Regions from separate parts of the Homo sapiens genome. Here region 2 is linked to region 1. The links are chromatin loops, found by intact Hi-C in ENCODE. Cell type or tissue: heart left ventricle. All regions are shown on one strand.

Evidence for each region. Hi-C counts contacts between places; a loop is a spot of excess contacts. Peaks named below come from ENCODE experiments on the same cell type or tissue, not always from the same donor. Only the 100,000 strongest peaks of a DNase experiment are listed, where the experiment ranks them.
Region 2: it touches region 1 in a loop (2.2-fold over the local background); 3 of 110 quality-filtered maps call a loop at or near these places.

Annotation. Positions count from the first base shown.
Region 1 is chr2:206,389,588-206,394,587 of GRCh38, forward strand. No RefSeq gene overlaps it. Among named protein-coding and RNA genes, the nearest start is that of ADAM23, 51 kb to the right of the region's middle. RefSeq lists an enhancer at 2,598-2,892. In heart left ventricle, a CTCF peak has its summit at 2,708 (motif pointing right); no DNase peak of the experiment used is centred here.
Region 2 is chr2:206,512,623-206,517,622 of GRCh38, forward strand. All of the region lies in intron 3 of ADAM23 (ADAM metallopeptidase domain 23), which reads left to right. Among named protein-coding and RNA genes, the nearest start is that of ADAM23, 72 kb to the left of the region's middle. In heart left ventricle, no CTCF peak of the experiment used is centred here; no DNase peak of the experiment used is centred here; H3K27ac peaks cover 208 bases.

The sequences.
Region 1 (5,000 bases):
GGAAGAAAGAGGAGTGGGCCTTGAAAGCTGTTAGCAGTCACACATGAAAAATAGAATCAGACTAGAAACAAACAGATGCCATGCTCCATCCAATAGTTGCAATGAAAAGAATACAACATCTGTGATATTCCAGCCAAAAATATATTACCTGGGTCTAATTATGAGAAACATCAAACAAATCCACTGTGTAGATGAGAATTAACATAGCAGGCCTGGGGCTGCTATCCTTAGAAAGGCCTGCTTGCAAGGTTGCCCATGATTGGTATCTGGGAACTTGGATTTAAGGAGTGTTCCCATCACACAGTGAGTGGCTCGCTCTGCCCAAACTGCTTGTACAAAGAATGAGGATTGTGTTGAATTCTGCTTTCCTTTGGGGAGTCTGGAATTTTGGTACTTGCTGGACAGAGAGTGTCTATGTGACCAGTCACAATAAAACCCTTGAGCACTGAATTTCTAATAAGCTTCCTGGTAGGTAACATTTCACATGTGTTATCAGAGCTCATTGCTGGGGAAATTAACACATCCTGTATGATTCTACTGGGGAGAAGTCTTGGGAGCTTGCCTGGTTTTCTCTGGATTTTGCCCATTGTGCCTTTTCCCTTTGCTAATTTTCCTTTTTATTCTTTGGCTTTAATAAATCATAGCGACGACTGTGGCCATCTGCTGAGTCCTGTGAGTCCTCCTAGCAAATCATCAAACCTGGAGTGATCCTGAGGAACCCAACACACCCACATTGAAAAATATTCTAAGTGATTGTCCTATAATCTTTAAAGAATGTTGAGGTCATGAAAAATAGTCATAACAGCTGTGAACAATGTTGAGATCTTGAACTGCATTCTTTTCTGTAAAGGATGTTTCTGGGACAGTTGGCCAAACTTGAATGGCATCTCTAGATGATGGGTCCATGAAAGTTCTTTATGCCAACCTTGCAAGTTTTTGGTAAGTTTAGAACTGTTTCAAAATAAAATATGTATTTTTTTTTCTTTTCTGTTGTCAAGACGGGGTCTCATTCTTTCACCCAGGCTGGAGTGCAGTGGCAAGATCTCAGCTCACTGCAGCCTCAACCTCCCTGGTTCAAGCAATCCTTCCACCTCAGCCTCCTGAGTAAGTAGCTAGGACTACAGGTGTACGCCACCATGCCAGGCTTTTTTTTTTTTTCTTTTTTTGTAGAGACAAGGTGCTGTGTGGCCCAGACCGGTCTTGTACTCCTGAACTCAAGCAATCCACCCACCTCGGCCTCCCAAAGTGCTGGGATTACAGGCATGAACCATCATGCCCAGCCCTAAAGTATGTATTTTTTCAAAACTCTGGAAGCATTTTTTATTGGCTGCATAATATTCTACTGCACAATTATCTATCATAGTTTCTTCAGCCTAGTGGTTTTCAACCCTGGCTACACATGAAAGCCACTCAGAGACTTTTTATACATATATGCCTAGGTCTCAGTCCTAGAGATTTTGATTCAGTTGTTCTGATATGAAGATTAGGAATCATTATTGTAAAAATATAGCAAACCAAGTGATTTTAATGTGGAACCAGAAATGAAAATCAGTAGGCTAAGAAAAACTATAATAGTAACCAATCCCTTAATGTTGATTATTTAGGTTGTTTCTAGCCATAGTATGTCAATAAAAATATTTGTGCATAAAGCTTTTCCCTTATTTTGTATTATGTTCTTAATATTAACCCCAGAGATCAAAGGGTATGAATATTTTTAAGGCTGCTCTTGGTATTTTTCCAAATCGATTTTAAAAGCAAATTATCTGGTGTCTGTTCTACTGTATGTAGATAGAACATTCTCCATTTTAAATGTCTTTGTTAGTATAATAGAAAAAAGGTGCTATATTATTCTAATTTGTATTTTTAAACTTTCTCTAGAGGGTTAAGCATTTCCAAATTTTGTTGTGCATCAGCGTTTCCTCTCTGGGAAATAATTGTTATATTCTTTTATGTATTAGGAAGGTAGTCTTTCTCAGATAGTTTTATGTAAGTGCTTTATCATATATAAGTGCAATATTTCCCCAGTTTGTGGTTTGACTTTTAATTTTTGTCATTTTACTCTTTAAGAGAAAGAATATTTTCTTGGGAATGAGAAAATATGCTGCAGTAGCAAGAAGAGCTGGCAAATTCAAGGCTTATTCTATATCTGGAAGGAGTTCCTAAGACAGAGGAGGAAAAAATACTGCAAGCTGTGGCCAAGAAGTTCTGTGTTTTGTATTACCAAGGTGTTTTGAGGGTTGAAGAATATGTATCAAACCCAATAGGGTTTATTTTATTCTTATTCATAGGACTATGTGCCCTATTTTAAGTACCACCTTAGAGAGAACAACACATGCTAGAGTTATTTTTCTCCTTCGTCATAGAATGTTTGGAAAATCAGATACTAAATTAGTTGTAACACGGCCCTGAAAATAAAAACTTGCTAAAAAAAATGAGTTCACACAAAAAGTGTAGTGTGGGTTGGCAAAAACAGATAGAAATAAACAGATCATTCTGTCTATTATGGAGAAGATATTCTGGGCTAATCCCACTCACAATCACTGCAGTATTCAGTGTAATAGGGCAAGAAGTCTTATCACAAGATGTTATTTCAGAAAATGCTATAAAAAACTTATATCCCAAGAAGATAAGTGAATTGCACATAGACCTGAGAAATCTAGGCTAGTCTGAAAAAATCCATTCACCCCCTTCAGGGTTAATGGAAGGCTTCTGCCACGTGGGGGAGCTCAAATCTCACTTCCCTCAGCTATTACTCCACCCACAAAGTAGTTGATTACTAATATTGGATTGGTCAAGTCCAGGAACACGGTTTAGGTCACTATGCTTGGGCCTGGAACTTTCTCTTTGCTAAAGGAAAGGTTAAATATGGTTCCTGGTGGCAAAATTTCTTTTATAGCTCATTTTGTAGTTTTTTTTCCCCCCTTGATTGGCTTTTTAGGAAAACTGATTTCCTATTCAACTGGGTGATGAAACAGTTTGAGGGCTTTACTGAGACCTTTGTGCCCTGCTGCCCCCTGGAAGGTCTTGGGGGGCAATGGATGGTTTCTAAGAAGAAGAAAAACTTTTCATTATTTCCTTGCTTTAATTGCAATTTGATTGGAATTGCCTTTTCTTTCCATTATAGACAAACAATAAGGATGACTGTGGGCCAGGTAACATCCTCTGGGTGATGAGACAGAACTGATTGTAGTAGGTTAGGAATTAATTTCAAGGGCAAAGGAAGGCTTGTCTCAAAACAGACAAAACTTCACTGTAGACAATTTTGGACTGGTGGTGCTGGCATTGATGGACAGGAGGAACAACCCCAGGGATTTGTTTACCTTCTTATCTCCTTTTGTTCCCCCTGGGCTGAGATGAATCCTGATAATGGCAGGGATTTTTGAGCACTAAAATTATTCAATAAATCAGAGTTATGAAATTCATCACTAGACAAATGAAGATCCGTAAAAGCCATTTTCTTTCTTTCTTCTCTTTCTTCCTTTCTTTTTGTTCATTCATGCCTCTTTTCCTTTTGGAGGTGGTTGCATTTAAGATTTATCAATAATTGCTTTTCCTATTTAAAATTGATTTTTAACTATATAAATGATTTCCAAATACCTTCTTCTTCCAAAAAACTGGAAGCCTACAGCTAAAGCTGCCATTAAGTCATCTTTGAGCACTATCCAACGACCCTGATGCCATATCCCAGGCATTACAATAGAGTAGTAAGGAAGGGCTGGAGCCAGATTGCTTAGGTTCAAATTAAACTAATTAACTGGCTGTGCAACTTTATGCAAGTTACTTAACCTGACTATGCCTGATTTTCTTATCTGGAGGATGGATATTAATGCCTAACTCATAGGGTGATTTTAAGGATTAAATGTAATAATATTTGTAAAGCACTTAAACACCATATGGCATGTAGAAGCACTTAATAAATGTTAGCTATTGTTCTTCTACTTACTACTTGTGATATGTATTTCTTCCCATAGATCATGCAATGAGCTATGATCGCACCACTGCAGTCCAGCCTGGGCAAGAGAATGAGCTGCTGTTCCCTCCCCACCCCCCCAAAAAAAAGAGAGAGAGAGTGATATGTTTTGGCTGTGTCCCCACCCAAATCTCATCTTGAATTCCCACGTATTGTGGGAGGGACTGGGTGGGAGGTAAGTGAATCATGGGGGTAGGTCTTTCCCATGCTGTTCTCATGATAGTGAATAAGTTTCATGAGATCTGATGGTTTTATAAGGGAGAGTTTCCCTGCACAAGCTCTCTCTCCCTTTGCCTGCTGCCATCTATGTAAGATGTAATTTGCTATTCCTTGCCTTCTGTCATGATTGTAAGGCCTCCCTAGCCATGTGGAAATGTAAGTTCATTAAACCTCCCTTTTCTGTATAAATTACCCAGTCTTGTGTATGTCTTTATCAGCAACATGAGAAGAGACTAATACAGTAAATTGGTACCAGGAGTGGGGCTGTACCCTGCAAAGCCACAGGGGCAGAGCTGCCTAAGACCATGAGAACCCACCTCTTGCATCAGTCTGACCTGGATGTGAGACATGGAGTCAAAGGAGATCATCTTGCAGGTTTAAGATTTGAGGCCAAGCACGGTGGGTCACGCCTGTAATCCCAGCACTTTGGAAGGTCTAGGTGGGTGGATAACTGGAGGTCAGGAGCTCGAAACCAGCCTGGCCAACATGGTGAAACCCCGTCTCAACTAAAAATACAGAATTATCCAGGTGTGGTGGCACACACCTGTAATCCCAGCTTCTTGGAAGGCGGAGACAGGAGAATTGCTTGAACCCAGGGGGCAGAGGCTGCAGTGAGCTGAAACCATTCCACTGCACTCCAGCCTGGGCAAGACAGAGTGACACACTCTGTCTCAAAACAAAACAAAACAAAAAAAAGATTTGACTGCCCTGCTGGGTTTTGGACTTGCATGGGGTCTGTAGCCCCTTTGTTTTGGCCAATTTCTCCCATTTGGAATGGCTTCATTTACCCAATGCCTGTACCCCATTGTAT
Region 2 (5,000 bases), 120 kb after region 1:
CTTTGATGAAAAAATAGAAACTCTGAAAAAGACTTTTTTTTTGAGCAAAAAGCATCTGGAAGTGCCTTGAACTATATAAAATGAGTGCACAGATATACCTAGTTTTATGTTCTTCACTTAATTGTGCTTTGCAGATATTGTGCTTCTAACAAGTTGAAGGTTTTTGGGAGCCGTGCATTGAGCAAGTCTATTGGCACCATTTTTCCAACAGCGCATGCTCACTTCTCTGTCTGTGTCATATTTTGGTAATTCTCGCAGTATTTCAGACTTTTTCATTATTATTTAAATTATTATGATCTGTGATCAGTGATGTTTGATGTTACTATTATGGTTGTTTTGGGGGTACCACAGACTGTACCCATAGAATCCAGTGAACTTTATGGATAAATGTGTATGTCCTGGCTTCTCCACTGACTGGCCATTCCCCTTCTCTCTCCCTCTCTGGCCTCCTTATTCCATGAAACACAACAATTTTGAAATTAGGTCAATTAACAACCTTATACCGGCCTCTATGTGTTTAAGTGAAAGGAAGAGTCACATGTCTCTCACTTGAAATTAAAAGGTAGGAATTACTAAGCATAGTTTCAAGGCATGTTGAAAGCTGAGACAGGTTGAAACTGAGGCCTCTTGAGTCAGTTAGCAAAGTTGTGAATGCAAAGGAAAAGTTTCTGAAGGAAATTAAATGTGCTATTCCAGTGAACACAGGAATGATAAGAAAGTGAAACAGCCTTGTTGCTGATATGGAGAAAGTTTTAATGTTCTGGATAGAAGATCAAACCAGCCAAAACATTCCATTCAGTGAAAGCTGAATCCAGAGCATATCTCCCCTCAATTTTATGAAGACAGAGAGAGATGAAAAAGCTGCAGAAGAAAAGTTTGAAGCTAGCAGAATTTGGTTCATGAGATTTAAGGAAAGAAGCTGTTTCCATAACATAAAAGTGCAAGGTAAAGCAGCAAGTGCTAATGTAGAAGCTGAAGCAAGTTATCCAGAACATCTAGCTAAGATAATTAATAAAAGTGGCTACACTAAACAACAGATTTTCAATGTAGATGAAACAGCCTTCCTATTGGAAGAAGACTCCATCTAGGACTTTCCTAACTAGAGAGGAGAACTCAAAACCTGGCTTCGACGCTGCAAAGAACAGGCTGACTCTTGTTTGGTGATAATGCAGCTTGTGACTTTAGGTTGAAGCCAGTGCTCATTTAGCATTCTGAAAATCCTAGAGCCCTTAAGAATTATGCGAAATCTGTTCTGCCTGTGCTCCATAAATGGAACAACAAAGCCTGGGTGACAGCACATCTGTTTACAATATGGTTTACTGAATATTTTAAGCACACTGTTGAGACCTATGGCACAGGACAAAAAAAGATTCCTTTTTAAAATATTACTGCTCATTGACAATGCACCTGGCCACCAAAGAGTGCTGATGGAGATGTACGAGGTTAATGTTGTTTTTATGCCTGATAACACAACATCCATTCTGAAGCCCATGAATCAAGGAGTAATTTCAACTTTCAAGTCTTATTATTTCAGAAATACATTTTGTATTACATTTTGTAAAGTGATAGTTGCCATAGATCGTGATTACTCTATTGGGTCTGGGCAAAGTAAATAGAAAACCTTCTGGAAAGGATTAACCATTCTGGATTCCATTAAGAACATTCCTAATTAATGGAAGGAGGTGAAAATATAAACATTTACAGGAGTTTGGAATAAGTTGATTTCAACCGTCATGGATGACTTTGAGGGGTTCAAGAGTTCAGTGGAGGAAGTCACTGCAGACGTGGTAGAAAGACAGTAAGAGAGGAACAACTAGAAGTGGAGCCCGAAGATGTGACTGAACTGCTGCAATCTCATGATAAGACTTGAATGGATGAAGAGTTACTTAAGTGGTTTCATGAGATGGAATCTACTGCTGGTGAAGTTGCTGTGAACATTGTTGAAATGACAGCAAAGGATTTAGAATATTACATAAACTTGGTTGGGCAGAGTTTGAGAGGATTGACTCCAATTTTGAAAGAAGTTCTGCTGCGGGTAAAATGCTGTCACACAGCATCACATGCTACAGAGAAATCTTTCATGAAGAGTCAATCAATGAGACAAACTTCATTGTTGTCTTATTTCAATAAATTGGCACAGCCACTCTAGCCTTCAGCAACCACTGATCACTCAGTTCAGCAGCCATCAACATCAAGACAAGACCCTCTACCAGCAAAATGATTACAACTTGCTGAAGGGCTCAGGTGATCATTAGCGTTTTTTAGCAATAAAGTATTTTTAGATATAATGCTATTACATGCATAATAGACTAGAGTACAGTATAGTGTAAACCTACCTTTTATGTACACTGGGGAACCAAAAAATTGTGTAACTTGCTTTATTGTGATACTTGCTTTATTGTGGTAGTCTGGAACAGATCCTGCAGTATCCCCAAGGTATGCCTGTATCTCAGTATAGTCGTGATCATAGGTCTTGCTTTTCTTTAGATTCACTGTTGGTGTTATCATCCATGAATTTCACCTTCCTGTGTACAAACATCTCTTATTACAGTAGGAGAATATGGGAGTCAGAAAAGGAAGACATTTATTGTCATTATGAACTCAGAAATATGTTTTCTAGTGATCATTGAAACAACTGAGATTGATATTTTCCAGCCACGGCAGTTTTGGTGATTGAAAGCAAGATCTGTTTTTTAAAAATTAAATATAAGTTTGCACATTCTTCCAGGGAAGGGCACGGGATAATTTCCCTTGCCATTTTATTTTGAAACCAGCTTTGTTGTGGTGGCACGCTCCATGAGATTTGCTCCATGAGATTTGCTCCATGTTGCACCACACACAGTCTTTGCTCCTGTGTCCTTCCATAGAAAAAAACAGTGTGGGGAAGGATTTGGTTTGTCTTACCCTTTAATCTTCTGCTCCTACAGCTCTCTGGTCTGATAGTTCACTATTTTGGTAATAAAGTCAGATATAGTTCAAATCCTGTCTGGTCTATTATTTCGTGAAATTTTTGAACTTTTCCATGCTTTGGCATCCTCCAAGAACTTTTTCCTTTCTAAGTTTTACTGTTTTAATATAAATGGACTCCTATGTGAACACTTTTAGACTGGAGTCTAAAAGTGGCCTAATAGGCTTGCTATTTTTAGAGAAGGAGAAAGTTGCCTTTTGTTCTCTCTGTGCTTTTCACCTCCCACATGTTCTTTAGAGTTTTTTTTCCTGTTCTGGTCTTAGTAGTGACAGCTTTCTAATTCCAGAGGCTTTTTCCTGGGTCTGTTTCTGGCTCATTTTGTCTCATACTCAAAATTTTTAATGTCAGAATTGGGCTGGGCTCTTCTCTTTCTATTATCTGTAAACATTTTGGGTTTCTTTTCCTCTAATTTATGAAAATTATGAAATGTACACATAAAGGAGTGGAAAATATATTCACCCAGTTTAAAGAAGAGTAATAAAATGGACATTCGTATATACCCACCATCCAGGTTGAGAAATAGAACATTGCTTGTGTCTCAGAAGCTCTCTGTGTTCCTCTCAGTCACGTTCCCCCACCCCAACTCCTACCCAAGGTAACCTCTCATCCTGAAGCTTACATGGAAGATTTGGGCATTTTTATTAAAAAAAAAAAAAAGAAAGAAAAAGCCAAGTAGTGATAAAAAATAGTAACAATAGAATTTTCAGGAAAAAAATAAAGATAATGTAAATGCGTTTTTTTTCTAACATTCCACAAAAGAATAATTTGTTTAGGATTGAGGAGAGAATTAATGCTTGTCTTAGTCTGCTCAGGCTGCTATAGCAAAATTTCATCAACTGGGAAGCTTAAACAACATTTATTTCTCACAGTTTTGGAGGCTAGGAAGTCTAAGATCAAGGCACCTCAAGATTTAGTGGCTGGCAGAGACCCTCTTCCTGGCTTATAGACAAGCCACCTTCTTGCTGTGTCTTCATATGGTAGAGAGAGAGAGGGAGAGACAAAGTTCTTTGGTCTCTTCTTAAAAAAGAGAGGACTTCACCCCTTTGCCCTCATCTAAACCTAATTACCTCCTAAAAGCCCCATCTCCTAGTACCATCACATTGGGGGTTAGGGCCTCAATATATGAATTTTGGGAGGGCACAGACGTTCACTCTTGAAGGATTTCAGCTATTCGTGCTGTGTCACTGAAATTAGAACTAGTGTAAAAAGAAAAGTTCACGTACATATAATGCAAATATTCAGTGAGCTGGCACCCAACCTACCCTTGTTTGATAAGGAATAATTGGAAATTTTCTATTTTGGCCTAGCAGTTTGAGGGCAGACAACTTCTTCTGACCTCATTTCCTCCTGATCATTGTGGACATACACCAGCAGCATTTCCTTGTCTTACAATAGTAAGCTTGCTAAAATAATAATAAATAAATAAATAAAAATAAAATAATAGTAAGCTTGCTAAAATAAAAAAACACGCTCGTACACACAACACATACACCTAAACACACGTATGCACTTTCTTTGTAAAGCTCTGTTTGAAATATACTAAAGAGGACTGTTCCTGAAGTAATCTTGCAGTCATGTCTGCTCTCATCCTTTGTTCTTTCAGCCTCACATTCCCAGTCTTCATGGGCTGACTGCCTGGGATTGACTTTTGCCTTCACAGATACTTATCTGCAAAAGATAGAGACAGAAAGTAGCCCGAGTCTCAAAGTTTTCTTGCTGCCACTGCCGTGTGCTACCTCAGACCCCTCATTGCTTACCTGGGGGCTAAGCCCTGCCTCTAGGACCCTCAGGTTCCTGTGGATTCCTGTCTTGAGTATGGTGTGCCATCTTGTTTTTTTCTGAGCTGCTTGACTTGTTGACTCTTCATCAACAAATGTTAGAATGCCTACTCTGTGTAGGCAGCTATACCAAGAACTGTGGATGCAATGTGGTGCCTGTCCTTTTTATGGGATGGTTATTTTGGAGAGTCTTGTTTGCTTTTCTAGTGTCCACAGGCTGGTATGATCTCTAGCCTTTATAGGCATTTCTCTTG